2 separate regions of the Homo sapiens genome follow, and region 2 is linked to region 1. Evidence: chromatin loops called from intact Hi-C (ENCODE). Cell type or tissue: PC-9. All regions are shown on one strand. Each heading gives the region's core, and the rest is flanking DNA. Links, peaks and the distances in the headings are about the cores only.

Region 1 (15,706 bases), core at 7,040-9,539:
CCTGCCCCATCTGGTTAACGTTTCCCAGTTCTTCTGGCCAGAAAGACATGTTTCTATTGGAATTTTAGCTATGAATAGGCCACTGGGGCCTGCCCTCAGGATAAAGCTGCATCAGAAAAAAAAAAAATGGGAAAAACTCACCAATCCCCCCGAATACACCTGCTTTTGTTTACTTTTACAGTCCTCAGGTAGTTTTTTCCTCCCATGTTTTTGTCCACGTCTTTAGTTGTAATCAGCAGGAGGGATAGGATATTTTGGGCTCACACTGCCCTGGCAGAACCAGAACTCTACTGACCCATTTATTTTTCATATGGATACAATTCAAAGACCCAGCAGAGTCCTGCAGGAGAGCCAGCCATGTGCTTCACCCAGATTCCATACCCTACTCTGAAAAACATATATAGGCTTTCTGTATTCTGGTTTTAAAATATGATGTAATAGCAAGCAAGTCATTAAAAGCAAGGAAATCCTTTATCAATGACAAAGATTGGAACATTAAGTTTTATTTTACTTTTTTCTAGGTGCAAACCTTTAATTTGGAGGGTAGAGGAGAACTACGTAATCATTTATTCCTATACAATTCTTTCTTTGTGGCTAAGGAAATAACATTCTCTATACATATGCATATTGCCTGAAAGGTGGTGTAAAAGTGCCTTTTGTTTCCTTGTGAGTCATTTTGTTGGGTTTCAGAACTGTCACTTTTAGTTATTTACCTTACCATAATATCTCTGACTATAATATAAATACAATATATAATTATGCTTTTGAAAAGGGTTTTTTACTTCTTGGCCCACAGTGGTTATTTTGGAGCTATTACAACCTATCTGTTGAACATAAGGACTAACAGCGTGGAACCCAAATTTGATTCAGAGAATTATTTTGATTTGAAGACTGTTGCCCAGGTAAACAACAGCTGCTTTGGAATCATTACAGCTGAAGTGGTCAATGAATAATTTACTTTTATATTTAACTATTACAGGTGAATATTTCAGGGTTACCAAAGTAGGAAGTATTTCTTATCACTAGTTTATCTTGCTGTTATATTTTAAAGGGAATACTATAAATAGATACTAGGATATAAAGTTTCAGAGTTTCTTTGGGAGACATTGATTAACGGTGGGCAAAAATCAAAATGATCAGAGTACGAATTTGGTATTGTATACAGCCCTAAAATATATTTATTTATCAAAATCTTATGCAAAATGTATTATGCCTTTGAACTTGGGCAGGGAGTCTTGCAAGAGCAACTTTTTCCCATGATATTTTCTTTTAAAATTTATATTCCTTACTTAAGAAGAGGTTGTTCCCACATTTTTGGCATTATAGTAGGTTCTGGCATTTTAATTTGAACATGGTACCTAGACAGAACCAGGAAATGCAAAGATCTAAATTTTTAAGACTAAGGGGAACTTTTATTTTTCAACTGAAAATAACCTTTTGTTATTACAAACACAGTATATGTGTATTGCAGAAAGTAAAAATAACATAAATAAGCCATATATATATATAATGTAAGCAAGAATATAAACTCCTTTTTATTTTCCAGGGATGATTCCTGCCACCTCTTTACTGTCTGTTCTCCCATATCTCTTTCCAATTATGCATATATGTATTTTTTCTGAGAATAAGGTCACACTTCACTAGCTATTTTGCCACTTGCTTTTTTTTTTCTTTTTTTTTTTGAGACAGAGTCTTGCTCTGTCCCCCAGGCTGGAGTACAGTGGTGCGATCTTGGCTTACTGCAACCTCCACCTCCCGGGGTTCAAGCGATTCTCCTGCCTCTGCCTCCCGAGTAGCTGGGACTACAGGTGTACGCCAACACATCCAGCTAATTTTTGTATTTTTAGTGGAGATGGGGTTTCACCATGTTGGCCAGGCTGGTCTTGAATGCCTGACCCCAAATGATCCACCCACCTCGGCCTCCCAAAGTGCTGGGATTACAGGTGTGAGCCACCGTGCCCGAATTTTGCCACTTGCTTTTTAAAGTTAAGAATATCTGCTATTTAAATGCATTTTGTCTTATCTAATATCCAGTCTATGATCACATTTTTCCCAATTGTTTAGAGGAGCTTTTAGAAACAAATTTAATATTCTAAATTAAAAAAATTCATCCAAAAATTAAATATCAAGCTTTGATAACTAAGGATGTTATTTTAAATATTCACTTGATTTGATTTGGGGATTTATTTCATGGGAGGTCTTTGGAAGGCCTAAAAGTTGGTATTGATAATCCCATGGTCAATCTGTCACATAGATTGATTCTGATCATGGCTGTAGAGTTACCAAAATTACAAATGAACTGCCTGGGTTCTGGTGAATCCAGGGACTGAAAGGAGACATTCTGTCAGTAAGTTTCTAATAGAAATGAAAAAATATATGAGAGGAAGGTAATAATATTTGTATTTGTAGCATTTTACTTTCTTTCGAATACCTCATACCTCATGCAACATGTGAATAGGGTTCACCTTGGGAGCAAGTTAGGACCTTTGGAAAGGGCCTAGGTACTTGCTGGCCATTAGAGTGGATCCCATAAATGAGTTTTGAGTTTTGTCCTCCAAATAATATCCCATGTTAGCCAAGAGTTACAATTCTTCCAAAAGAGCCACAACTAGTTAAAGAGAAAGATTCTTTTTCCAGTAACTCATCAATTGACATTTAGAGGAAAGGATTTAGGAGGCTAAAAATATGGCTCATTGCCTAAGACACACAAATTTCACTCTTAAGAAACAAATTTCTGGAAAAGCGGTACTATTAGATTCAGATAAATGTACCTAATTTTCCTTTTGCCTCCCTACTTAAGTTTTTAAATATAAAAGTAATCTAAACCTATACATTACATAAAATTTAACAAATATACAGAAAAGGCAAATCACCATTTACTTTCCTAATCAAACAATCATTAGCATTTTGCTATGGTTCCTCTAAGTATTTTTTTCTATGCATATGCCATAGTTACTATCTCATATATATATATGAGATTTATATATTTATACATATATGCTTACACATAAGTACATACCATATGTCCATATGTATGTACATATATGTAAGCATATATGTACACTTACTTATACATACACATAATTCCTTATATATGTCACATGTACTACATATACATAAACATATATGCTTGCATTAGTCAAGGATTTTCTTAGATTACTATAGTCTTTCTAATCAGTATTTTGTAGTTGTTACATCCTATTTTATTGCAGTATTCAATTATTTATCCATTCCCCTCTCGATGGAAATTTTTCTTGTTTCTATTTAGGACCCAGTGTCTACTGGCCCACCCACTGACTGGGACTGAGATGCTCCGCGGAGGCTTCTTCCTTCTCTTCCCCACCCATTCTCAGGGCATATCTCCAGGATCCACATTCTGGAACATTCCCTTGGGGGGCCTGATCTCAGGGGTCAAGCTTTGTTTTGGCTCTCTTGCTTGGCCCTACCCCGATGTACTTGACATCTTGAACTTTTTCTTCTTGTAAGTCTGCCTTGCCAGGAATTTGGACTTAAAATCTCCTTTCTTCTCCGCTTCTTTCCAATCCTGTCTGCCTCTTCCCGGCTAGTCCTGGGTTTATAGATCTGTGCTTGAGCCAGAGTGCTAGGCCTTAGCTCACCATTGGACGGAAGGAAAAGGTCACTAAATCTCTAGTTTCTGCCTATAAATAACACTGGGATGAACTTTTTTGGTTAAGATTTCCCCCCCATATTAAGGATTATTTTCTTAGAATAGAATCCCAGAAATGGAACTACTGAATGTGATTATTTTTAAGACTGTTAATATTTATTGTTGAATGAATGTAGCTAATATTTATTAACCTTTTCTGAGACATTATCTCATTTAATTCTCACAACAGTCCTATACACGTTCCTATTATGGATAAGGAAATAGAGGGCTGGACATGGTAGCTAACGTGTGTAATCCCAGCACTTTGGGAGGCAAAGGTGGGAGGATTGCTTGAGTCCAGGAGTTCAAGACACCATTCTGGGCAACATAGAGAGACATAAATAAATAAATAAATAAATAAATAAATAAATAATTAGCCAGGTGTGGTGGTGCAAACCTGTGGTCCTGGCAACCGAGGAGGCTGAGGTGGGAGGATTGCTTGGGCCCAGGAGGTCAAGGCTGCAGTGAGCCATGATCATGTCACTGTACTTCAACCTAAGTGACAGAGTGGGACCCTGCCTCAAAAAAAAAAAAAAAAGAAAGAAATAGAAAAATGGGGGTTTGTGTAACACTACAATTCATTATTTTGGGCTGTCATCATTTTTCATTATATTTTAAAAGGTATCAATAGAACTTTGTTAATGTGTTTATTTTTGGGGGGCAGAGTGTATGGTAATGGAAGTTTGGTTAAATAATTTTCTTTCTTTTAAAAAACAGTTGTGATTCTTTTTTTGAGCATTAGTCATACAAAGATTTTCAGATTTTTTTTTTTTTTTTTTTTTTTTTTTTTTTTTTTTTTTTTGAGATGGAGTCTCACTCTCTTGCCCAGGCTGGAGTGCAGTGGTGCGATCTTGGCTCACCACAACCTGCACCTCCTAGGATCAAGCCATTCTCCTGCCTCAGCTTCCCGAGTACTACAGGGACTACAGGTGCGTGCCACTATGCCTGGCTAATTTTTGTATTTTTATTTATTTATTTATTTATTTTTTGAGATGGAGTCTCACTCTGTTGCCCAGGCTGGAGTGCAGTGGCGTGACCTCGGCTTACTGCAACCTCCACCTCCTGGGTTCAAGCAATTCTCCTGCCTCACTCAGCCTTCCGGGTAGCTGGGATTACAGGAATGTGCCACTACACCTGGCTAATTTTTTTGTATTTTTAGTAGAGACGGGGTTTCACCATATTGGCCAGGCTGGTCTCGAACTCCTAACCTTGTGATCCTCCCACCTTGGCCTCCCAAAGTGCTGGGATGACAGGCATGAGCCACTGTGCCCGGCCGATTTTTCTATTTTTAATAGAGATGGGGTTTCGTTATGTGGCTAGGCTGGTCTCAAATTCCTGACCTTGTGCTCCTCCTGCCTCGGTCTCCCAAAGTGCTGGGATTATAGGTGTGAACCACCGCGCCCGGCCGAATTTCAGATTTATAAACAAAATCAGTTTAATACTAAAGGATAAACAGTAGGGCTCATTGTGAACTCATTCATCCAATATTTCAGCACCTACCTGTTCAGTGCTACTGTGTAGCACTGTGTTAGGAGCTGTGTGGATACTGCACTAGAACAAAGCTTTACAAGGGGAGAGGCTCTGCTTTGTTCAGTGCTGCATTTCCAGAGCCAGGACAGTGCTTGGCACGCAGTGAATATTCAGGAAATCATTTCAGAATGAATGAAAATATGGTCATGCACTGTTTTTACCAGTTACGGTGAGTTCAGCTGTGGGTGACAGAAACCCCTAAATTACAATGGCTTAAACTGGATGTAAGTTTGTTTTTCACATGAAATAAATCTCGAAAAAAGCAGTCCTGACTGCCAAGGAAGGTTCCTAATACCACCAGGGCCCAGTTTCCTCCTGTCTTATTGCCCTGGATTTCTTGGCATATAATTTTTTACTTCAGAGTCTCAGCTGACTGTGTGGGCTCCAGCCATCATGTCAACATTTCCAAGGAAAAGAAGAAAAGAAGAGCATGCTTCCTGTTTTTCACAGCACTTCCTGGAGGTTGCACACAACTCTTTTACTTAAGTCTCATTGGCCACAACTTAGTTACATTGTCACATCTAGCTGCAGCAAGGTTAAGAAATGTGAACTTCATTATGGGTGGCCATGTGCCCCAAGTAAAATCAGGAGTTCTATTTATGTGGAGGAAAGAAAGAATGTATTTTGGGAACAACTCGCAGCATCTCTTGATAATGAGCTTAAATCTTAGGAGGTGAAATTATAAACACATTAAATTTTAAGTAACCACATAAAACTGTATATTATTGAAATCAAACAAGTAGTACAGATGATAGGAAGCACAGAGAGAGAAGATCCTTACAAAATCTTGGTTGATTAACTGCAGGAATATAGTGAAGGGCAGCATCATAGCTGAGGGGGTGAACCCGATACACAGAGAGTAGTGGGGAGAATTGGAGTCCAGTCCAAAGGCTACAGATGTTTTATATTAGATAGAGGTGGTAAAAATACAAAAAAAATGCACAGTGATTAAGAATAAAATTCAATCTGCTTTTGATCATCAAGAAAAGGTCATAGTAATAGTTTTAAAATCAATATATTTTATTTAAAAAGACTTTTACCACCTTTAAAGAAATCTTTAAAGCCATGTTACTTAGATTTCCCCCTGCAAGCCTCCTGTGGTTCTGCTGTGTTTAATCGGTGGTTCACCAAGGTTGTAGTTTTCTCTATAAGGCTCTTCTATTCTCTTGCAGGGCACAGAGCACTCAAGGGACTCTTGTGGCCAATGGAGGTTTCCCTGAGAGTTGGGAAACTATAGTGCCCCTGTTCTATAACTGCTGTCTCAAAAACAAGTAACATAAAGAAGGGAGGAGTGAAAATTTGGTCCACGTATTTAGAGGCTGAATTTCTTTCTCTTAACTTACTAGTTTAAAAATTATACATAGAGTACACATACATTAAATAATTAGAAAATAAAGTTAAACATAAAGAAAAAATAACCTGTAATCTCCAGAGATGGCCTCTGTTAATATTTTGATGTAAGCTCTTCCAGACCTTTTAGTGCCTTTTTATAAATACATTCACTTAAACATTGATTTAAAAAATACTCTCAAATTGCTGTCTTATAACCTGCATTTTAAATTTAACGATCTAGTGTGAACTTTTTTTGACCAATAAATCTAATCGCGTCATCATTTCAAATGGCTGCATAATATTTTATTGGGAAGATGTCAAGGGCCGATTTCTAGTGGCAGGAAATATGTCTGCAGTACTTCTTTTATCAGGAATTTAGGAGAGCTGCTAACTCACAGGAGCTGAGTGGGAGCAGAAGGCTTGAAAGAAGGTCATCAGAAAAGGTTAGTTGCACAGTTGCCCCAGGCTGAGAGACTGAATCTAATACCTGGACAACTGGTTACTCCCAAAGGAGGCTGTCTGGAGATGTGGCTGTCAGCATGGATGGGTATCTCTCATAGCCTGTGGCTCCCCCAGGAAGCCCAGGTGAGGGCCTCTTTAAAAGCAGATGGCTCTGGAGAAACCACCTCAGGCCAGCAGCTGGTGTTCTGTAAACAGCCCTCATCTGCCAGATGCTTGCCTGTTCTCCAGTTGGTGTTAGAGACTAAGAGCTCTGTCAAAGTGGGTGTAGTTTTAAAACTTCTTTAGCTGCTACATCGTCCCCCAGTAACCTCACCCCTTCACCCCAGCATTGTTCACATTCTGCTACCGATATTTGATTTACATAGAAAGCAATTACTTCATGAGCTGGGTATGTGCAGTGCTTAAGTCTTCTCACTCAGGAGCCTTTAGAAATAAAACTCAGATTAGGTAACAGCTAGGGCAGGATCATTGAGAACATTTTTTAACAGTGACATAATGACTTTCCTCAGTTATTTTCCCATTGTTTGAAAGGAATCATTATCTCTCTGTGAAACCACATTTGACATTGAGGCTTCAGTGAATTTCTGAAAGGCTGGCCCTTCCATCTGAATGGTAAGAGCCTACCTGCCTTCTGATAATGGGCTCTGCACCATCAGGGTACAGAATGGATGCTGGGTGCTTGCAGGCTGCCCTGATGTTATCCATTAAGGGTACATATCTTACAATGTGAGAACTATATCTGATACAGATTTTGCTCCACAAGAATAAACTTATTCTTACTTGAGGATAAATGACTGCAGGGATCATTGGCTTTTAAGTGTCATAATTTTTTATGTCATTATGAAAAAAATGGGGGCTGCAGTAAACCACTTAGTATTATATTTCCATTTTCTGGATAATGGATTAGGTGTAATGTTCCAGCAAAAGTGTGTAGACCTACAGAGGGGAGGCTAGAAATAGAACAGGATACAAAATATGTACAACAAAGTTTCCCAAGAAAGTCAAGTTAGCTTTCCTCTGATATGACCAAATATTAAAATATAAGGTGAATGCTTAGGAGAAGGGTTCATGATTGATGGGGCACTAAATTTTTAAAAAACCTGATTAAGTTCTTAAGGGACCCTAAAATGGGAATTTGGAAAAGGCAAGGGTAGTCAGAATAGCAGAGATTAGGGCTGGATAGTAAACAGTAACCTGGGGAAGTAATTAAAGATAAAAGCAGAAGAATTCAACACGGGAATGCTGAGATGTGAACTTGAGAAAAAAAAGACAGTAAGAAAGGGACATAACAGTGCATATAACCTTTATATAGTGTGGAAATAAGATATTTTAAAATTCTGACTTGGGTTTTCAACTAGGAAAGCAGGAGTTTTACTAGGACTCATACATTCTGAATAAGAAGAAGAGTCAATTTTACGATTTTTGATAAAGGGGAAATGAAAAGCTGCCTCATGTTTCTAGTGGACAATCTTTTTGAGGTAGGTTTCCTGGAAGATATTCCTCCTGTATGAGTAGCTCTCGCTCTCTCTCTCCTTTTTTTTTTTTTTTTTTAGGTGAACTAAGGTCAAAACCACTGGCCATTGGGCTAGGTGTCCAAGGGTGCTGGTGTTCAGAGAAACAAAATACTCTGAGAAGCAAATGGGGAAATAGAGAACCACAAAACACTTTGGGGAAGGTCACACTGGCAAATATTGGCATAGCAAATTGCTTCATAATGTAGGTATTGCTGAAAAATTCAGTGACCCCCAGGGTAAGTTGTGGATTGATTGGCAGGAGTCCAGTGAATAGCTTGTTTTAGGGTTATACATTTGATGTTGTCACTTTATATTTTTCTCAGCCTCCATTTCTATACCTATAAAATAATGGCTTTGGAACAGATGATCATGATTTTAGCAAAGACTGAGGAGTGGCTAGAGCTGTGCTGTTGGGGGTGTTGAGTGTTATTATCTAAGATAATAATGCACCAATCATCTAGGTAGAGCTAGCTAGGAGTACAAAATCTACAGAAGTCATGAAGCTTAAGTGCTGATGGGTCAATGGTGGAAGAGGGAACTTCTAGGACATGGTCTTTGGGCATAGTCAAATGGCCAATGCTTTGGCATTTTGCTTTTAAGGCCTTCTTTCTGCCTGGCTCTGGACCTGAGCCTTGTCAGTCTTATAGCAGCCATGTCTGGGAGCAGCTGTTAAACACAGATATATTTGTGAGAAGTTTGCAAGTATCAAAAAAAAAAAAACAGTGGTGACAACTTAAGCAAAATCAGGGAACTTATTATTAGGAGACAGGAGTGACTTGGGACCTTGGGAACCAACTAGAACCAAAGACCGGAAGCCTGTTGGAACTTTCCATCTCTAGTCTTGGTTCCTGTCTGTGTCTCTGCCAGATCTGTTAGGCATAACCTTATTCTAGTCAGCACTATCAGAACACAGTTGGAATACAGTATCCAGGCCCGGTCATCACATCCTGAAGGGAAACATGAAGGCTGTTTAAAGGAGAGCCATAGAATGACTAAAGACCTAAAAAAGAAAAAAAAAATTATGTCAGAGAGGAGATGCTAGAGGCCTGGAGATAATTCATTGAGAAAAGTCTGCTATTGGTGCATAAAACGGTCTTAATTAGATGATGGATTATTAGTGTAAGAAGATGATGACCAACTGTTCTTTGTTTTCACTAAGGATAAACTCACAGAAAAAGTGAGTCAGGCTAGATGAAAGTAAAGAGGTGATGGCAGTGGTGACTGTGGCATTATGATGGCTTTCAGGAGAAAGCTGAGGCTTCTCCTGCAACCACTTGACAGACAGGTAACTTGTGTCTCTCTGGAATGATGTCCATTCTGTCTTCAGGCAGGAGGATGGCCTGGAAGGGCCTATCAACCCTTCTTAATTTGGGGGGCAGGTATTTGGTTGGGTCATAGCAGCTCTTAATTTTTTCTGGTGAAGCAGTGTTTGAAGGGGCTTCTTAGGCTCTTTGGTGTTTTCTCAGGCTTATATCGTACTATATTGTACCATTAAGTAACTTTCTACCTTTCTGGCCCCTCATCTCAAGTTTCAGTGTCTAGCTGACAAAGTGCATTCATATTTTATTTGCAGGTTTGGAACATATTTGTTGCTGGTTATTTAGAAAATTATTAAATCTGATGTTCATGTTGTTTTTTGCTTTCAAGGCATCCAGTGGCCATTTGAGAGAAATGAGACTGAAATGCTTATTTATTTTGCTTTCAATTGCATGATTTGACTTTTCAAATAAAAATAATTAACATATCCTCTCCAATTACAAAAGAAAAATAATCCCTCCTCCTCCTCCTTAATTGCTTTAAACTCAACATTTACCTCATTTAGATACATGTGACTCAAGTACTGAAAGCTGCTCAGCTCATAATGTGAGGGGGGAGGGAAGAGTAACATTTTGTAATGAAATCCTCAAAAGTAGCTCTAAATGTTGGCTGCCTTATGTCTTAAATGACATACTTCATATGATAGAAAAAAGTCAATGAAAAGTTTGATCTGGTATTTATTAGGTAAAAATGGCTTCAGATGTTTCCCAGCTAAATAGACCATGGCAGAAAAATTATAATGAAAGAGCAGAAGAGTTGCTATGGGTGTTTATTCCCTAGAAAGCCATTAGAATAAAAGTCACCCTCACTTTTTGCTGGCCTCTCTCTGGTGCATTAATGTCACTCTCAAGTCCCTCTCTGAGATGGTGGTGTTTCTGACCAGCCAGAAGTAGTTTTAGTGATGAACAGATTATTTTCTGAAAAAAATGAGGTTGTCACTAAAAATAAGGCCTCTGAATAAAAGAAACTACTTGTATCTGATAATGACACACACATTTTGACACCTATACACTGTTTTGCTTCCAGATAGATGTCCATTTAAGTCACCCTATAATGCCTTCCCCCACATACTACTGATTTTCCCATTATATTTCCTAATGATGGAAATTTCTTATCTAAAGTTATTATGGCCCCAATTGTTACACTCAGTATGGTTTTGTTTTATTTTTGTATATTAGGTTTGGGTGAAATTATAAAGAATTTGGGTTCAGAACTGTGCTCGCCTTCTGGAGTACCTATCACTCAGGTGAGAGGTACCTTTGGAGAGGGTGTGCTGCCTAAAGCCACACACCACTGAGTAAGATGACAGTGGACAGGTGAGGCTCGAGGGGCCTGGGCTACTGGGAAGGGCTTGTGCATCCAGGAGCCAGGTGGGTGTGGTGGGAATGGGAATGGGGAGTAGAGGTGTCTCCTCTGTGAGGGCGGGCAGGCAGTGAAAGGCCAGAAAAACACCCAGAGAGCACAAGTCAGACCTTCTTTTTTGGAGGAACCACTGAGATGATTGTTGGGGACCTGACTGCATCCAGAGCTGTGTCTACCCTATGAACCTTCACTTCCACTGACCCTGAAGTCCTTTAGAAATGTTGGCACTCTCATTAGACGGGCTGTTTCATCCTGATTTCACATTCTCCCCATGTGCTAGTCTTGAAACCATTAGGTTTCTCCTGTTTTTCTTATGATAACGTTGCTTGACTAGACAGTGTCGTTTTAGCCAATAGCCCAAGGCAAAAGCTGAGTGCCAGGCTTTCTGTTTATCCAGCCTTGCAACCCTCGGGTGCAGGCAACGCTCTCCCTCTCCCTTACTGTGTTAGTCTGCTTTCAGTTAGATGCCTTCCCAAATCTAAGAGTAAAGGTCTTTGGATAGCAACACCTGTTGTATGTGAAGCAACTGGATAGGGTTATGAATCCTCATGTGGCTCTTCCACATTCAGTGAGAGAAAAGCACGCAGGTTCACTTAGACAAAGCTGGCTCACCACTTTACAGTTTAGATGGCATTTATTCCCTGAATTGGTTAAAAGTAGAAGTCTCTAAGAAGATTAATCTACTCTGCAGAGATTTTTTCATGAAATAGAAATGCACCCTTTTTTGGTCTTTCTCTTAACAGAGAAAATGAGACAGCTGTCACCTGGCCCTTGAAAAGATAGAACTTTTCACTAAAGTTGTCTGGATATATACATTGCCCAAGTTCTCCCAAGTCTTACCACTGAACCATGTCTGCAATGGTCATGTTCCTTGTCAGCTCTGGGGGCTTTGAGCCTTGCTGATACAGAGCAGAGTAGGAACGGGAGTGGGTGTGTAGGTGAAGATGACTGGAACTTTAATCTCTTCCTGAGGTCTGTTTTTGAATTTGCCAAAGATAGAGGACAAAGCTTTGAGAGTGAGAACAGTGGTGGAGAGAAAGAGCGTCTTTTTAAAGAGGTGTTGAGATGATGGGGTCAGATGGCTTCAGGAAGGCCAAGGATTTGTTGCTAAAGGTAGGGGCAGTGTCATCGGGACCACTTGTGGGTGGATGAGAAGTGAGCTAGCCAGCCCAGGGATAAAAGCAACATGAATTAATGAGGCTTCTGAGAATCCTCAGCAATTGGACTGACCCCTGCTGCCTAGCTTCCCAGGGTGGGTTCCAAGCACAGTGTGGCCTCACATTCTAAGTAGCTGACAGCAGGAGGTGCTGATATGGAGTAGTGGAGGAAGGGTTTGCCAGAAGAGAAGCTTGGGAAAGTCTCAATCCCCAGGCTTTGGAATAAGTAGAAGAAAGCCTTGCTACCCTAAATAGTGACAGCTGGAAATCACGAGGGAGCATTCTGTTTGGGAGTCATGACCCTTCCCGTCACATTTCTGCATTCTGGCAGGCTGTTGGAGAGATCTGTGTGACAGCCTCACCTTTCAGCACGCCTCAGTCACACCAGGGAGACAGCAGGAGTGAGGAGGAAGGAGAGAGAAGAGAGCTTGCGCCTGCTTCCTAAACAGTTCCTTCTCTCTGGGTCAGGACCAGGTTACAGAGGTCACCAGTCATGTGGTAACATCCTGATGATAAGGTGGAAAGTCTCTCCTCTACTCCCTTGAGGTGGCATTTGCATGGGCCATTAAAGAAGGGATGTTGATCTCTCCTGGGCCATCGTCCACACACGTATCTCAGCCCTCTGCCAACCCCCTCAGCAAAGGCACCCGGGTTAGAATCTAGACATTCACAGTGGGGAACTCTTGATTTTTAATTATGCAGGAAACCACTTTATCTTTTTAAAATGATAAATGACTTAGGAGAAGCAGACACAATCATGCCTTTTCAGGATTGTTTAGGAGATTTGGAGGTAGAAATATGATGGATTGGATTTGAATTCACTTAGCGCTGACTAAGATAAATTGTCACTAAAATCATAAGGCTGCATATTTTCACAGTCAAGCCCATTTCACTTTTAAAACTAGCTACTCTCTATAGGCTTCTTGTCAGCAACAGGGAAGGAATGGGATAATAATTATCAGATTAGGAGAACACCATTAAAATCACTAAGGTAGTCTGCTTGCCTGGTTGAAATATTTGGTTAGGAGGCTCATCTCATTGCTTCCTGCAGTTGCAGCAAGTGAGGAAATATCCCTGCGGCCACCGTTAGAATGAAACTTACGCATTCCTGTCGCAACAAGCACCATGATGTTCCACAATGAATTCAAAGCAATTGTCTGTTCACATCATTAAAAATAAAAAACATTTCCGATTCATCTTAGTAATACTCAGATAAAAACAATGAACTTGCTCTGGGCAAAATTTTCCTAAAGATTATATATTCATAATTACTTATATATATGGGCAACCTTTGAAATAATACACACGAAACTGGTAACTTTGAATGTCTCTGAAGGGAATCTGGATGATTAGGAGAGTGGGCTATTATTATTTAGATTACAATGTAAAAACTACTCATTAAAATATTACCTGTTAATATTAAAAACATTCCTTTTAAATATCTTTTTTCTTTATTGAAAAGGGGACACCATGCTGGCTGATTTGCTTTTTCTGTTAAGTATGTGATGGACTCATAGTATACATTCACCTGCCCTGGGTTGTAATAAAGACAGATACAAAGACATAGGCACAGACATTACTGCAAAATCATAACAGAAAGCAAAATTCATCACGGTAATTGTCCCACCACATCATTGGCTGGAGGCTGATAATGGTTGTTAATTTAAATGTAAATTTAAGATAAACTGTCTTTTATAATGTATCTTATAAATATAGTATCTGTTTAGAGTAGAACATTTAGAAATGCTGATAAACAGAAGAAAAATCACCCATAGTCTAACCACTCTGAGATCATTGTGACTAACCTTTCAAAATATATCCATATATATCTGTATAGGCCCCTTTTCTATGTTAATCTTTTTATATTTGGCTGTGTCCATGCATGTGCATATGGGATGCTGCCAACTAATTTCCCTCCAAGAGCCAGGCAGATAACATAAACGTGTCAAATCAGCTGGATATAAGGTGAATTGGAGAATGATGAGTATTATGCTAACCTGGAGAGCTTATACTTTGCCTAAAGATATCTCAAAGTTTCAGTAATATGTGGCCAAATATAACAATGTAGGCAGGATTTAGCTTGTGGGCCACCAGCTGATTTCACAGGAGGTAACCAAGGTTATTATTTTCTTCTGTATCTTTTCAGAGATATTCTGTATGAGTGTATGTGTATATTTTAGCTGTGCACACTCACACAAATTCATTCTCTCCTCAACTTCTGGCTCTTTTTGTTAAGCAAATGATAGCATGCCATTTCCAATTTTACCGCTGAGACTGAGACTGAGTCAAATATTTTGGCAGATAGTTTATTGTACTGTCTGCATTATCACTTATTACCTCCCTCCTGATCATCTTCTAGGTTCTCCTTGGTCCAACTCAGAGAATGTAGGGATTCTTTCCCACTACAGTATGTTTGCATTTCCTTTTAGTGAAAAATCTCTTCCTACTTTAAACCTTATGCAATTCCCTACCCTCTTCTCTTAACTTTAAACCATGTCAATTTCCTTTTACTTTCTTTCCCCGACTTGTTAGTATTTTAATCACCTAACAGTTATGATTACCTTCAGATTCCACTAGCATTTTATTATGCATGCTGCAAGAATCGTAATAGATGTTAAGTAAGATTAACCCTGAGCTTGACCTGTGGGTCATCCTATTAGAGTCAACAACCTTCTCCAAATTGAATGCCATGTCATCTATCATTGTACTTTCTAAAGTCTCTTGCCAACGGTTTTAGCTGTGATGAGCTGCTTTCAATATCACCCATCTGCTACCAACTCCTATCTAGCAATATAACCATTTAATGAAGAATCTCGTTCAACTAATAAGATTATTAGGCAAGATTCTGTTGACAGTGCACACATTGGCAGCTTTTCTTGAGTGCTTTTTAAAAAAATTGCTTTGGCTGCAGATAAAGTGACGCTTTTCCCCAAGGTGTGTAGAGTTAACAAAGTACAGTGAAAATAGCAGAGTTTAAATCTTGACTTTATTGATGGATGATCTTGGTAGGCATCTGACTATGGAGCCTTGATTTCTTCATTATAAAACTGGGCTAATATCCGTTCCAGTTATGTCACAGGGTTATTGGAATAATGTTACAAAACGAATGCAAAATCACCTTATCGAATGCTATCTGAGAAGATTCTTTTCCACTTCAGGGCTACTCAACAATCAACTGAGAAAATAGGATAGCAGTGGATTTATATTTATACTGTTTAAAAACCACAATTCCCCTCCAAACCTCCCTACTCTTCTTCAACCTTTCCCTTAGTACTCCTTATTCAGCACCTGAGTTTGATTCTGACTTCTTGGAGGCTCTGGTCAAAGGTTCTCTGCTTCCAAAATCTTCACTTTTAGCCTTTCAC
Region 2 (15,706 bases), core at 7,696-10,195, 57 kb before region 1:
TTGCTTAGCCAGGGGTGTACAAACCCTGCCCCCCAGCACCGCCATTAGACTAAAAAAGGCATCTTATAGCATCAAACAACTTAAAGAGATGTAATAAGGAAACTGCTTCCTTTGCACATCTGTGAAGAACATCTGGCTCTACGGTGAGCCCTGGCAACTTTAACAGTTAGTTGGTGGCCCACAGATTAAAAGGGAGGCAAACCCTCCAGTCATCAGGCTCGTCTGCAGAGTTTCTTGGTGGCATAACCACGAAGCCTAAGGGTAAAAAGCATCTGGTGCCTTTTTCTGCTGCGCACTTCGCCCGTGCTGAGCTTATTCCCTGACCACAGACTTAAAAGACAGGGGCTTACGGAGACTCAGGCGCTGGCCTCAGAAAGCAGTACATCTGAACTCTGCCCTAGAGGCTCTTCATCCTAGCACTGTGGGGCTGTTTGGGGGTCAATCCCTCAATTATTACTTCATCTCTTTTGTGGTATAGGATTATTGAAGACACGTGCCTTGTTGTATTTTCCAAAGATGGCCACAACAATATCTCTCATCCCACATGCTCATCTGCAATATGACCTCTCCTCTCCCATCGAGATGCAGTCTTATTTCTCTCCCCTTGAATCTAAGCTGGCCTCAGTGACTCACCTGCAGCCAATAAAATGTTGTGGAGGTGATGTGGAGTGACTTCCAAGGTTAGGCCAGAAAAAGCCATGCAGCTTTCTCCTGGCTCTCTTGGAAGGTTTGCTTTTCAGACATTCCCTCCTGAGATGCTCTGTTATAGGACCAGCTGCCATGCTGTGGGAAACCTACATCACGTGGAGGGCCAAATGCAGGTGCTCCTGTCAACAGTCTCAGCAGAATCTGGCCTTTCAGTCATTTTAGCCTTGACACCAGATATATAAGGGAAGAAGCCTCCAGATAGTTCCAGCCCCAACTGAGTTTTTAGCAGGGGTCCAGACATTGTGGAACGGAGACAGTTCATCCCTGCTGTAACATCCAAATTCCTGACCCACAGAATCTTTGAGCACAATAAGATGGCTGTTTTATGTAAGTTTGAGGTGGTTTGTTACACAGCAATAGATAATTGGAGCATGCACATAAGAGATACTTTTGGAGGAATCTGAAAGCAGGCTATTAATCAGAATGCCCCACTTCCCCTCCCCTATACCAGGACACTTTTCTGCGTGTCCAGCACTGTATTGCACAATGTCTAACTTGTAAGAGAGGTATAGTTACCCCCAGCCTCTCCTTTGTAAGCAATGGAAAAAGATGCCCATTCCCCTGAGACAATGCAGCCCTACCCCACAACACATAGCCTGGCAGGCCAAGTGCAGGTTCCCATCCCATTGCCTCCCCAGCCTGGCTGGATATCTTGTGCAGTGCAGGAACTATACAATTGTATACAGCAACCTTGAAGAAGTGTAAAGTAAGCTCTCTGTCCTCAAGGAATTTACATTCTTATTGATGATATAAAATATGTGTAGTTTAAGATGGAAAAGTTTTAAATGCTAAATCATGAAATAATACTGATTCTACAAAGAATTTTGCAAAAATAACAAAAAATATGGAGCTATAGAAAAAGCACTGGACTTTTAAGTAGGAGATCTGGGTAGAAGAGCCAAGCTCAAGCCATGTCCTGCATGATGCTAGCATGGCCTTACTTGGTGCCTGGGAATAGGCACTTGAGTTCTTTGGGCTTCAGTTTCCTTTACCTGGGGAATGAAGTTGGTCTAATTGGTGCTTCTCAAACGTTTCTGTTGTGATATCCTTATGGCATAACAGAATGGTGTCTGAGGGTTTAATCTGGATTGCCTGGCAAGAACTGGACTTAAAAAAACTGCACAAACCCTTGATTTGTTCAGATGACTCACTTCTCATTGCCTTTAGTTTTCAAGAAAAAAAAATGACCTTAGTGGAAAAGTCTTCCTCAACCACTGTATTTCAAAAAGCACAGCTCCTTCACCATTACCATTCTCTATCTGTGGTACGTTAAAGATGGCCACAGATTCTTTAATACTCTTCCTGTTGAGAGGGAGGTCTATGTCCACTTAAATCTAGGCAGGTTCAGTGGTTTGAGCAATGGAATATAGCAGCAGTGGTGCTGGACTAGTTTTCAGGTTGAGGTCTTAAGAGATTGGCAGCTCCCACTTCCTGACTCTTGGAACAGTTTCTCCAGGAGCCCTGAATTTGATGTCTTGAGACCACCATGCTGAAGTGACCAAGTGTAGGTGCTCCAGTCAACAGTTCCGGCTGAGCCCTACCTTCTGATGATTCCCACCAAGGCATCAGACATGTGAGCAAACCCACTTTGGACTCTCAAGATAGGTCCATCTGCCAGTTGATGCCACTGAGTAGAAGGACCACCCAACTGAAGCCTGCTGGAATATCTGGCCCATAAAATTGTGAGATATCATAGAACAGTTCTTATTTCGAATAACTAGGTCTTGAGGTTGTTTGTTACACAGCACTAGATAACTGGAACGTGAACGCTCAACCTGCTTTGCTTTCTTTACCAGGAGTGCTGTCTTGGATCTAGCTCACACTGGATCACAGGAAGTTAAATTTTCAAGAATTGTATGAGCCAGTTATTAAATAAAGCCACCATCAGGAATTGAATGATTTAACTTCCAATTAAATTAATTATATTAAAAATGAAGTTAATAAATTCTCAAAACTCATCACTTCCTAGTCTTTTACTACATATTTCTCTTATGCTCTTGAGATTATTAATGTCTATGATATCTGTGTGGTGGAAACACTCTACAGTCAGGCCCTACTGCACTCTCCCAACTCCCTATCCAATGACATTGCATTGGTAGCTTGAAATTAATCGTGGTAGAACTATTTACACCACAGAAATTTTCCAATGCCTCTCAGAAAACTGGTTGTTAGACATTTATACCAGCACACCACTACCATTGTTTACTGCATTTATAACCATCTGATACAATTGTTACTTATTAATTATTTGCTTATTCCACACCCCCGACCCCTGCCAATGGAATACAAGCTTCTGGAGAGGAGGAGCTCTGTCTTTTTATTCATCACTATCTCCCCAGAACTTAGAAGAGTGCCAGGCACAGAGGTGTTCAGTAAATACTAATTGAATGAAGGCATCCTCCTCCTGTTGTTTGCTACATCCCACTTCTTGGAGACTGCTGGCTTCCTTCTCAGCAGCTGTGTGACTCTACCCCGCTGGCCATAGACACCTGATTCAAGCGGGACCAGTGAGCATCCCTGAACTGCACATATGGAATTGGGTGAGACAATGCTTTTGCAGAGAGGGAGAGGGGGACACAGTGAGAGCACAAGCCAGCAATTGGAGTGACTGGTACTTTAAAATGTGAATTTGGAAGCTATGGACAACCATTTTCAATTCACCATGAGGAATGAGTAGTAAAAATAAGAAGCCCTTCTTGCAAGAAGAATGAAGCCACTTCTCAGAGAGACACCATGATGAGACAGAGGAAGGGAGAAGACTCCCTGGTCTTTGCCCCTCCTGGGTCTCATGGATTTTTGCCCTTTAGTTCTGTGAGACTCCACTGTCTTTACAATACATTTTCCTCCCCTATATTCACTAACTTGAGTTGATTTTTGCAACCCCGTGTCTTAACAAACATAACCTCCATGCTTGTTTTAATATAGTCTCTCAAATTATTTATAATCATCAAAAAAAAATACCTAGCAAAAATATTTCCTAGGGATCCTTTGGGCAAGTTTAGGAGGCTGAGTCTTATTCAGTCTATGAAGTCAAAAACATGTACATTAGGATTGGCACCAGTAATTTCTCTTGTCTTTCTCAAAGTCATAGTCTGTTGAGAATTAGGTTAAAATGCAACTGTGGGTTCGAATAGCAACAATTTTCTTTTTCAAAGTTTGCAATTCTTTTTTTTTTTTTTTTTTTTTTGAGACAGGCTGGAGTGCCATGGTGCGAACTTGGCTCACTGCAACCTTCGTCTCCGAGGTTCAAGCGATTCTTCTGCCTCAGTCTCCTGAGTAGCTGGGACTACAGGCGTGCATCACCATGCCTGGCTAATTTTTGTATTTTTTGTGGAGACAGGGTTTCACCATATTGCCCAGGGTGGTCTCGAACTCCTGGCCTCAAGCAATCTGCCTACCTCGGCCTCCCAAAGTGCTGGGATTACAGGTGTGAACCACCACGCCCAGCCTACAAGTTTGCAATTCTTATTAGGGCAATGACTGTGGAAAGGACACTGAGAATTGACATGGTATGCAGTTCTGCATTGGAGGAAATTTTACTTAACTAGATCTTCTTTTAATATGGTCAGTTTGGGGGAGGGTAAGTCTGATTCCTGATGGTCTCACTTGTCAAAGAAATACTGGTCAAAGGACTTTTTCGTGAACAACTATGATTTAGGATGTTAGCCAGGTGCAGTGGCTCACGCAGGTAATCCCAGCACTTTGGGAGGCTGAGGCGGGTGGATCATCTGAGGTCAGGAGTTCGAGACTAGCCTGGCCAACATCGTGAAATCCCGTCTCTACTAAAATTACAAAAATTAGCTGGGTGTAGTGGCGTGCGCCTGTAATCCCAACTACTTGGGAGACTGAGGCAGGAGAATCGCTTGAACCCAGGAGGCGGAGGTTACAGTGAGCCGAGATCGGGCCATTGCACTGCAGCCTGGGCCATAGAGTGAGACTCCATCTCAAAAAAAAAAAAAATTAGGATGTTATTCTTAATTTTGCCACTTAACTCTGAAATTTTTATCACAAGTAAATGAACTAAAAGTCTCAAACAACACATACTCCCCACGATCAATACTTCATGGGTCCTTAGGTTTCATTTCCCTCACAGTAGCTGTCTCGTGTGCAGGGAAGGCATTTATAGCCTGTCCTCAGATTGGACGATGGAGAGCAGTCAGCCTCACTGTTTGCCAAGTAAGCCAGGGTTGGGAGGCACTCGTGATCAGGTTGAACAATGATTTTCATTCCCCCATCCTGGTGTTTCCTCTTTGTTTTGGTGTCTTTTATTTTATTCCCACATGAAGAAACAAAACAATTCAGTTTTAAATTTGTATTCTGCACTTTTTCTTGATTATGTCGGTCTGTATTTTTAAGAAAAAAGGGGTTTCGAAGTTACCTCTCATTTGATCACCATTCTGACCGAACCAATTCGTAACCCAACCATTGTCTTGTTGCTGTTGGATATTTGTTAGATTATTAAAAATTATATTTCACTACTTCACTGATATTAAGGAAAACAAGAAGTGAACACTGAGTGGCTGGGAAGTGCTGGGACAGTGCCCCTCCATCCCAGAACTTTGGCTTATTTGAATTAAAACAGATCTTTCTTACCCACATCAATGACATATTCCGGGAATCACCACCACCACCACAGAAAGAGGCTGGAGGCTCTCCGTACCCTGTTCATTCCTTAAGGGCCCTGCTTCCCTTATTACGTTAGTCTATGGCCCTAAATATGCAAATGAGAGTTGAAGGTTTTTAAAAGGTAGAAAGGAAACGATTTACTAATTTATTTTCTGCTTATATTTCTTGTGGAGAGAGTAAGGATAGAACCAACAAGGGGCGGAGTAGCTGAGAAAGGGGCCACCTAAGAGTGAAACATACTTTATACCAGAGGAGCAGGGAGCCTAATGCAGCACATTATCATTTGTTATTTGGGTTTAATAATTTTGACATCTTTTCACTCATACACAAAAAGTCAGAACTGGTTTTATTTACTGTTGATTTCATCCTCCTGTGGATGAAATAACTGAAGCCTAAAGGAATGGACTAGTGCTACTGACCTGTTTGTTTAAATTATTTTTGTGTTAATAGTACACTTTGAGTATCTTTTTCCACATTACAAACTTTCTGAATTATAAATGTTTTCCTTACATTATTTAACAATGTACACTTTAAAAAATATAAAAGTTCAAACTTCAGGGGTTTCTCAGCAGTCATTAATTGTACATTTTGCACTAACTCTGGGTGTTGCGTTTCTTGTAAGATCGCGCTTTGTGCTTCAGTTTGTTACCTTTGTAGACTTATTTAATGAAATCATTCAAATAAACCAAACTTGCTTTTGTTGAAAAATAAAAATAAAAAAATAAATAAAACAGATCTTTCTGCATCAGAGGGAAGGAAGGGTTTTGACATGAACTGTTGAATGGCACCTTCCAGGTCATTCTGAAACTTACCTTGAAGGAAGCTTTGCATGCTGATTGTATTTGCTCTTAATTGTGCTATTCTTAGCCAAGCCTTCTCCCTTTTATGTTGCCAAAAACTATGTTGCTTTTCCTTCAAAATCTACATAATTGTTAAAAAAAATTTAAATACTTTCAAGCCTTTAGTCAAGTGCAGAGAGCAACATAACCAATACCTACGACTTACCACCCAGGTTTAACAAATATTTACCTTTGGCCATAATGACTTGAAGTCCTTCTTAACGAAACCCAATATTACAGATGGAAATAAAGCCTCTTTTGTAGCCTCTCCTTTCCTATTCCTCTCCCTTCCTCATGACTGGTTTTAAGATGTCACCACAAGAGTGACGGCTTCATGTCATTATTCCTCAGGGCTTTCTCACATCTGAGGCACTATGATTTAGGGCCATTTACATCTCCACGATCATAAAAGCCACTTTTGAAATGAGCATCCAGGTACATAGCCTATGCTTTGCAGAGTGACAACTGCAACTTCCTACAGATGGACTAATTGTCGTGGGACTGTGCTCTTCTTTTTGTCTCCAGTGTCTGGTGGGGGTCCTCAGGCACCTCATGTCTGTCAGAGCCTTCATGGTTTCCTTGGTTCTGAATTTCTCATGTATTCCATAATTTCATCCATGTTCCATTTACACTTCAAACTTCCCCCGACTCGTGTTCCCCACTGCAAATTATTACACTTCTAGTAAGGTAAATGAAGAGTGACACAAAAGTTACGAAGCCAAGAATTTTCAATATGCCTGTGCTACAGGAAACTCCAGAGGCCCTTTGGTGATCTGGGTGAGGGAGAAACAGTCAAATGCCCCATCTCCTTACTCCCTGAGAAGTGTGATTCTCCACATAGATAGACCCTCTGCCGTGTCTCAGCTACAGATATGGGCCGACACCATTCAGCCCTCATGCTCAGTTTCAAGAAGGCGAATCTCATTTAAGATTAATGAAGATAGCCAGGTGCAGTGGCTCACATCTGTAATCACAGTACTTTGGGACGCCGAAGCAGGTGGATCACCTGAGGTCAGGAGTTTGAGACCAGCTTGGCCAACATGGTGAAACCCTGTCTCTACTAAAAATACAAAAAATAGCTGAGTGTGGTGGTGCACGCCCGTAATCCCGGCTACTCGGGGGGCTGAGGCAGGAGAATCGCTTGAAACCAGGAGGCGGAGGTTGCAGTGAGCCAAGATCGCACCACTGCACTCCAGCCTGGGTGACAAAGCAAGAGCGCAAGACTCTGTCTCAAAAAAAAAAAAAAAGATGAATGAAGACTTTAGAGGAAAATTGCAAACCACCTGCCACAGGGAAGAACTTATCTCTGAGGTGCAGTTTACCAACTCTGATTCCCAAGCAACACAATGTGAAAGCGTGGAGGAAACAGAAGAGCTCATTCAAGTGATATGTGTCCCAGGCATCCAAAATTGGCAAAAGGAACTCCATTTCTGTAGGACGGAAAGCTGGACTCAACTTTCACTATGTCACTAACATCAGGAGAAACAAAAAGTGAACTCAGTGTTGAGCGGCTGCTGGGAAGTTCAGGGCAGGGCCCCTTCATCTCGGAACTTCTGTTTGTTTAAATTGGGCCTTTGTGCCCAAGGACAACTTTCCCTTCACCACATAGCAGGTGGCCTCCCAGAAATGCTTCCAGGAACCCACTTCCTTGTCTGGGTTATTCTGGCCCATGCACGTATGCAAGGTGCCAGTACTGGTGTGGGGGCCAGTCAAGAAGATCACAAATATAATAGCTAGCTAGAGTGCTTAACATGTGCCTGGCACTGCCCAAAGTCATTTATCTACTTTAGTTCTTATCATTCCCATAACAACCCTATTAGCAGGTACTGTTAGCATCCACAAGGTCACACAGGAGTACAGTGGAACTAAGGCAGTGTAACCCCGGAGCCTGGGACTGGGGGTCATGCTGCTGCGTCCCCTTCCACACAGCTCTAGGACAATTACCATAAAACCACCTCGGCAGCCAGACGCTGCTAATAGCTAACTGTCTAGCAAAGGCTGCATTGTCTTTGCAGCCTTAAACACAGCCCTTTTAATTGGAATTGCTTCCTAATTCAGCTTCATATATCTTCTCTCCCCTCACACAAAAGAATCCATTGTGCGGATCTCAGGAACACAATGGATGCTCCTTTGATATACTTTGCATGTAAATGTGAGGAACAAGACTCATTTGATTTCATTATATCCTTTATTGATGTGCCTGCAGCATTTTATTGTAGGTTTTTGTGACTAGAATTCCTAACAAAGGAGGGAGTGGGCTTCTAAGCTGGCAGCTCAGCAGAGAGAGGATTTACCACATCGGGCTCTAAAGGGACACTCAACTCATTGCTGTTGTAGTTTCCAGGCTTTTTAAAGGGCTAGGTGTTTTTAGGAGCTGGTGCTGTTCTATGCCAGTAAAAATGTTGTCAAGGCATGAGATGAATGCAAGATATTATCTTTGCTGCTATGCATTGGGTGGGGAATTTATTACAATTGCCTGAAAAGAGAGTCTGGCTGACATCGTATTACTGGGGGAATGTGCTTGTGTGCCCAAAACTGACAGAAATCCTGTGTGTCTGCTCAGTAGAGGACACACAGAGCTGGTACCTAATCCTTCCTACTGCAGTGACAGGCTCCTGGGACTATAGAACAGGGTTAATTATTCCCAACATTCTTCATTATAATTCTAAATGAGATAATGATTAGAAATGGTACACAGTCATTGAACTAAAAATGCCCAAGGCATTTGCTGCTGGAGAAACTCGCACTTTCCCTATGACATGCTTATTTCCTTAAATCCTTTTTTTTTTTCCTCCGGGGTTGAGTCAATCTTTTTAATACAGTCATGCATTCCTTAATGATGGGGATGCATTCTGAGAAATGTGTTGTTAGGAAATTTCGTCTTTATGCAAACATCAGAGAGTGTACTTACACAGACCTAAATGGTATAGCCTACTAAATACCTAGGCTATATGGTATAGCCTTTGCTCCTAGGCTACAAACCTGTACAGTGTGTTACTGTATTGAATACTGTAGGCAACTGTAACACAATGGTAAGTATTTGTGTGTCTAAACATAGAAAAAGGTACAGTAAAAATATGGTACTATCTTATGGGAACATTGTTGTATATGCACAATCTGTCATCGAGGCAAGCATCATAATGCGGTACATGCCTAACTGGAGCCTCTAGAACTCCCTTGTGCTAGATGGTAATAGCTAGCAATGATTAAAAACATGCTAAGTATAGGCGTACTTTATCAAAGTCTTGCATTTAATCTTCACACTAACCCTACCAAACTGGGATTTTATTATTCCAATTTTACAGATAAGAGGTGGGCACAGAGTGGTTAAGAGCTTTCCCTGGTGAACACAGGTAGTATGCCAAGGTTCCAGGACTTCAACCCATTAAAGTCTGATTGCAAAATGTAGGATACTGTCTCATAAGACCGTGAGCTCTCTTTCCTTAACATCCTGGCTCGAAGGTAGGCCTGTATCCTATTCAGGAGCCTCCAGTGTCTATAGCCCTCCTGGTGGACATAGCTTTCTAGAGGCCCGTCAGCCTCCCTTTTTCGGTGTCCCAGATCAATCTGTGTTCATGCTGCTATCTTCCAGCAAGGCTCATCTGGGACTATCCCACATCAGCTGAGGTTTCTATGGACAACTGCACTTCATGAAAATGAATCCAAAGTAGTTTTTGGTTACCTGTTCTCCAGTTTAAGAAATCCTGATATTAAAAAATCCGTATCGGTACAACAGAAGCTTTAGGTTGCCTAATTATACACACTCCAAAAAGCTAATTTGCGTTACTTTGATTTACTGCAGAGTTTCTTCAAATGTTGAGCTCTCTGATGCATTTAAAGTGATGTTCAATTGATGACAAAATTTATTCACAGCTTTTAGGAGCTAAAGCATAACATAAACAGCCTGCTTTAAGTAAACTTTTAAATATATTCATATATTTCCTATAACCTAGGATCTCCAATGCTAAAAATTACTAGAGATTTTTCAAGGCTTCTACACATCAGTGGAGCCCAATTCTTTCCCCTACCCTTTCATTCCATTTCAAAATGGAGTATCAGAATGATAGAAAAATCAGTAATCAGGTAATGCTTTTCAGTGACCCCAGGGCTAACACACTGCTTTCTTTAACTATTTGAAAGATCTTCACATTTTCTAGCTGGTTGGAGAGTTGGGTGAGAGCAGTACAGAGGGTGTAAATACTATTATCTTTCAAAGACATTGCAAAGGAGCCAGCATTGCTGACTAATGCATGTAGACACTTTGGAAGATAATCAGTAACCTTAAGATTAAGTTTTTTCTCTTTGTTTTGCAAAAAGATGTCTGAATTACATAGCAAACCAGCTACGATTAGGGATGTGCTTCAGATAATAATCGAATGAGTGATAGTTTTTATTTCAGATCTGAAAAGGAATCTGTTACTGCTTTTCTCACTTCTGTCTCCCCATCAAGTGGCAGTGCCATGCTGTGGCTCTTAGCAGCTGTGCATTTCCAGTTAGCTTTAATTATCATCAGGCTCATCATGTTTTTGGTAGGTTGGTAGGTTCCCTATTTGGCCTTCACCCCTCATTTTCAAGCCCTTTTATTGAGTCTTCTATTGCTTGTAGCAAATTACCAGGAACACAGTGCCTTAAGATAGCATATACGTATGATCTCACAGTTCCATGGGTCAGAAATCTGGACACTGCTTAGCTGGCTTCTCTGCTCAGAGTCTCACAAGGCTGAAATCACAGTGTCAGCTGGGGCCAGAGTATCACCTGAGACTCAAGATCCTCTTCAATTTCATGTAGTGGTTGGCAGGATTCATTTTTTTGCAGCTATAGAATTCATGGCAGTTTTCTACTGCAAATCCAGCATCTCTGAATTTTAGACTCCTTTTAAAGGGCTTGTCAGATTGGGTCAGGCCCATCCAAAATAATCTCTCTTAGATTAATTTAAACTCAACTGGCTAAGGACCTTAATTACATTGGGAAAACCCCTTCATTGCAATATAATGTAACATAATCATGAGAGTGATGCGCCATCACCTTTGCTGTATTCTACTAGCTAGAAGGGATATCTGCACTACTATGTTTATTGTAGCACTATTCACAATAGCCAAGATATGGAATCAACCTAAGTGTCCACCATGGTTGAATGGATAAAGTGTGGTATATATACACAATGAAATATTAGCCATAAAAAAGAATGAAATCCTGTCATTTGCAGCAACATGGATGAAACTGGAGGCCATTATGTTAAGTGAAGTAATCCAGGCACAGAAAGACAAATATCACCTGTTCTCACTCACGTGGGAGCTAAAAAGTGGATCTCATGGAGGTAGAGAGTAGAATGGACAGGCATGGTGGCTGATATCTACAATCCCAGCACTTTGGGAGGCCGAGGCAGGCAGAGTGTTTGAGTCCAGGATTTTGAGACCAGCTTGGGCAATACAGTAAGACCTCATCTCTACAAATAATTTTTTTTTTTTTTTTTTTGAGATGCAGTCTCACTCTGTTGCCAGGCTGGAATGCAGTGGCGTGATCTCAACTCCCTGCAATCTCCACCTCCCAGGTTCAAGCGATTCTCCTGCCCCAGCCTCCCGAGTATCTGGGACCATAGGCGCATGCCACCACACCCGGCTAATTTTTGTGTTTTTAGTAGAGATGGGGTTTCACCATGTTGGCCAGGATGGTCTCGATCTTTTGACCTTGCGATCTGCCGCCTCGGCCTCCCAAAGTGCTGGGATTACAGGTGTGAGCCACTGCACCCGGGCATCTCTACAAATAATTTTAAAAAATTATCCAAGTATGGTAGTGCATGCTTGCAAGTCTGAGCTACTCGGGATAAAAATCAGTTATATTGATTATCTGGTCTTTCAAAATGATATAATCAGAATAATTATTCTGGCTATATTAATGTGCCTTAATCAGTTTTATAGTATTCTGTCTAATATTATGCCACTGATATTTTTCTTTTTCTTATTCTTTCTTTATACAGACAGGGTCTTACTGTGTTGCCCAAGCTAGTCTTGAACTTCTGGTGTATTAGTCCATTTCACACTGCTGATAAAGACATACCCAAGACTGGGCAATTTATAAAGGAAAGAGGTTTAATTTCCTCACATTTCCACATGGCTGGAGAGGCCCCACAGTCATGGCAGAACACAAAGGAAGAGCAAAGAAGCATCTTACATGGCAGCCAGCAAAGAGAGAATAAGAACCAAGCAAAAGGGGTTTCCCCTTATAAAACGATCAGATCTTATGAGACTTATTCACTACCAAGAGAACAGTATGGGGGGAGCCGCCCCCATGATTCGGTTATCTCCCACCAGGCCCCTTCCACAACACATGGAAATTATGGGAGCTGTAATTCAAGATTAGATTTGGATGGGGACACAGCCGAACCGTATCACCTGGGCTCAAGCAATTGGCCCACCTCAGCCTCCCAAAGAGCTGAGATTATAGGTGTGAGCCACGTACCTGGCCTTACTGGTATTTTTCTGATAAATTTTTTCAATATGGTCTTATTAAATTAAAATTTTTTTTGAGACAGGGTGCCCAAGCTGGAGTGCAGTGACATGATCTTGATGCACTGAAGCCTTGACCTCCCAGGCTCAGTGATCCTCCCACTTCAGCCTCCTGAGTAGCTGGGACTACAGATGCATGACACCATGCCAGGCTAACTTTTTGCATTTTTTGTAGAGACAAGGTTTTGCTGTGTTGCCCAGGCTATAAATTAACTTTTTACATATAATTGCTCAACTCATTTTAAAGATTGCATTTTAGGGTTATAATACATTTTGAAATTGTTATCACCTTTAGTTGATTCTTGTCTGAGAAAATAACTCTGTACAGGTGCTGAGGCACTTGGTAAACTCAGAACGAATTCTGCTAAAAATATACACATTTTCAATTTAATTTTTTATTTGAATTTTCACAAATGAAATATTTAATTTTCAAATTGAATACTTCATCACAAATATTTTCACAAGTGCTATATTTTTGTCTCTATTTAAAGTAAATATTTCAAGTTGGGTACGGGGGGGTCACGCCTGTAAGCACTTTGGGAGGCCAAGGTGGGTGGATCACTTGAGGTCAGGAGTTCAAGACCAGCTTGGCCAACATGGCAAAACCCCGTCTCTACTAAAAATACAAAAATGAGCTGGGCGTGGTGGCACACGCCTGTAATCCTAGCTACGTGGGAGGCTGAGGCAGGAGAATCACTTGAACCTGGGAGGTGGAGGTTGCAGTGAGCTGAGATCGTCTCACTGCACTCCAGCATGGGCAACAGAGTGAGACTTCATCTAAAAAAGTGAAAAGTAAAATAAATATTTCAGCAAATAATTTTATAAATAAAAATTCATTGAAAAAAGTTGTCTCTATTTACCAATCTTTTCTTGAATGTTATACCAAATGTAGGTGCCCCCAAACTGAAGACCTTCTGAATAATTTTCCCATTCTGGTACAGAATATGAATTTATCCAGTTAAAACAGGAATGTTATCAAAAGATATTTCCCACGAGATGATATATTCTGAAGCATAATCATGGATCGTTTGAGCTCTCTTTTCTAGTTTATTCACTTTCCTCTTGCTTTTGTCAGAATACATTTTGATATTTTTCATTTGCAAGCTTTGTTTTCAATAATTGCAATTTATTAAAGCATCAACAGCCTGAAATATTTCACATTTTATTTAATAAGCACTTTGACTTAATATTTCCAACTAATTTTGAATAAAATGCAGGCCAAATTCAGAAGAATTTTTTATATAAATGTTCAATGTCATTGATAGGCACTTAGGTTAATATATAAAATAGTTCTTCAAAGGCTCAAGTATTTCTAAAATTCTACAAATAACAGAAAAAAAGACAAAGCACATAGTGCCATGCTGGCATAATTAAGAGTGTTCAACATCAGCTTTGTAGTTCATAACACTGTATTTAATCATATTTGTTCACTTTATCAACCACAACTTCTTCATTGATTGGTAGAATATCACAACTTGTTTGAATATGACTGTAAATTATAACTACACCAATTCTTAGTACATTTCTGCTCCACAACTGGAGAACACTGTTTTTATCATGACTTTCTGCTCTACCAAAACCTGTATTATTATCACCACAGAAGTAAATTTATTTTCAAATTCCTACTTTTACATAGAATTTTCAAACTCATTCACAATGATATCGGTGTGACAAAATTAACATCTAAAAGCTCTATTTCGATTCCAAGAATTAGATTTTTAAAAATTGACCCAATATTGCAATTAAAAGATTTTCTATTTAAAATAAATAGGCTGGGTGTGGTGGTTCATGCCTATAATCCCAGCACTTTGGGAGGCCAAGAGGGTGGATCACTTGAGGTCAGGAGTTCGAGACCACCCTGGCCAACATGACGAAACCCTGTCTCCACTAAAAATAGAAAAATTAGCTGGGTGTGATGACATGTGGCCGTAATCCCAGCTACTTAGGAGGCTGAGGCACGAGAATCACTTGAACCCGGGAGGCAGAGGTTGCAGTGAGCTGAGATAGTGTCACTGCACTTCATCCTAGGTGACAGAGGGAGACTGTGTCTCAACAACAAAAATAAATAAAGTGAATGATGATGCTGACATAAAACTGGTGATAATTAACTGTGATTCTGTTAATGGAAACAATACATAACATTTCTTGTTTTACTTTTTCTATGTACACAGGGAAACTTAAAATGGAAAAATATATTAAAACATGTCTAGAAGAACATTCATTTGATTGAAACAAAAAGTCAAGCTTCAGAGTGATATGTAAATGGACCTCCTGAAGCTTTAGTGGTTAACTTTTCTGCCAGCACATCCTTAAAAATAACTATTAACCATTGATACCTTTGCTTCCTTGGCAGACTTAGCCTTTTGATTCTCATGTAGGCAATGGTATCATTATGACCCCCATGGAGAATGACAAATGTCAACAAACTTTTTGTCCAAGAAACATGTTCACTATTAACTTTCTTAAATTGGATGTTTAGTACTTAATTTTTCATTAAATTTCACCTCTATTGATTTCTATTTCCTTCTATAGCTCTCATGGCTGTCAAAGGATTTAATGCATATAAACACATTATCAATAAAATAAATAACTGTAGATTTACAGTAAATGGCAAAACCACTATGTAAGGACTTAATCTTGGCTGGGCATGGTGGCTCATGCCTGTAATCCCAGCACTTTGGGAGGCCGAGGCAGGTGGATCACTTGAGGTCAGGAGTTCTAGACCAGCCTGGCCAACATGGTGAAACCCTGTCTCTACTAAAAATACAAAAATTAGCCAGGCATGGTGGCCTGTGCCTGTAATCCCAGCTACTTGGGAGGCTGAGGCAGGAGAATCGCTTGAATCTGGGAGGCAGAGGTTGCCATGAGCTGCGATTGTGCCACTGCACTCCAGCCTGGGCTACAAGAGCGAGACTCCATCTCAAAAGAAAAAAAAAAAAAGAACTTAATCTCTAGACTTTCTCACATATGTTATACACTGCGGTGTCCATACATCCTATGTTTCTCATTGACCCCAGTATCTCCCAG

The links. A loop is a pair of places that touch in the nucleus more often than their neighbours do. Peaks named below come from ENCODE experiments on the same cell type or tissue, not always from the same donor. Only the 100,000 strongest peaks of a DNase experiment are listed, where the experiment ranks them.
Region 2: it touches region 1 in a loop (5-fold over the local background); 1 of 110 quality-filtered maps calls a loop at or near these places.

Annotation. Positions count from the first base shown.
Region 1 is chr14:58,656,585-58,672,290 of GRCh38, forward strand. No RefSeq gene overlaps it. Among named protein-coding and RNA genes, the nearest start is that of DACT1, 26 kb to the left of the region's middle. RefSeq lists enhancers at 6,584-7,085, 7,086-7,586. In PC-9, for the core only: no CTCF peak of the experiment used is centred there; no DNase peak of the experiment used is centred there.
Region 2 is chr14:58,599,127-58,614,832 of GRCh38, forward strand. No RefSeq gene overlaps it. Among named protein-coding and RNA genes, the nearest start is that of DACT1, 31 kb to the right of the region's middle. In PC-9, for the core only: no CTCF peak of the experiment used is centred there; a DNase peak (open chromatin) is centred at 9,005; H3K27me3 peaks cover 615 bases.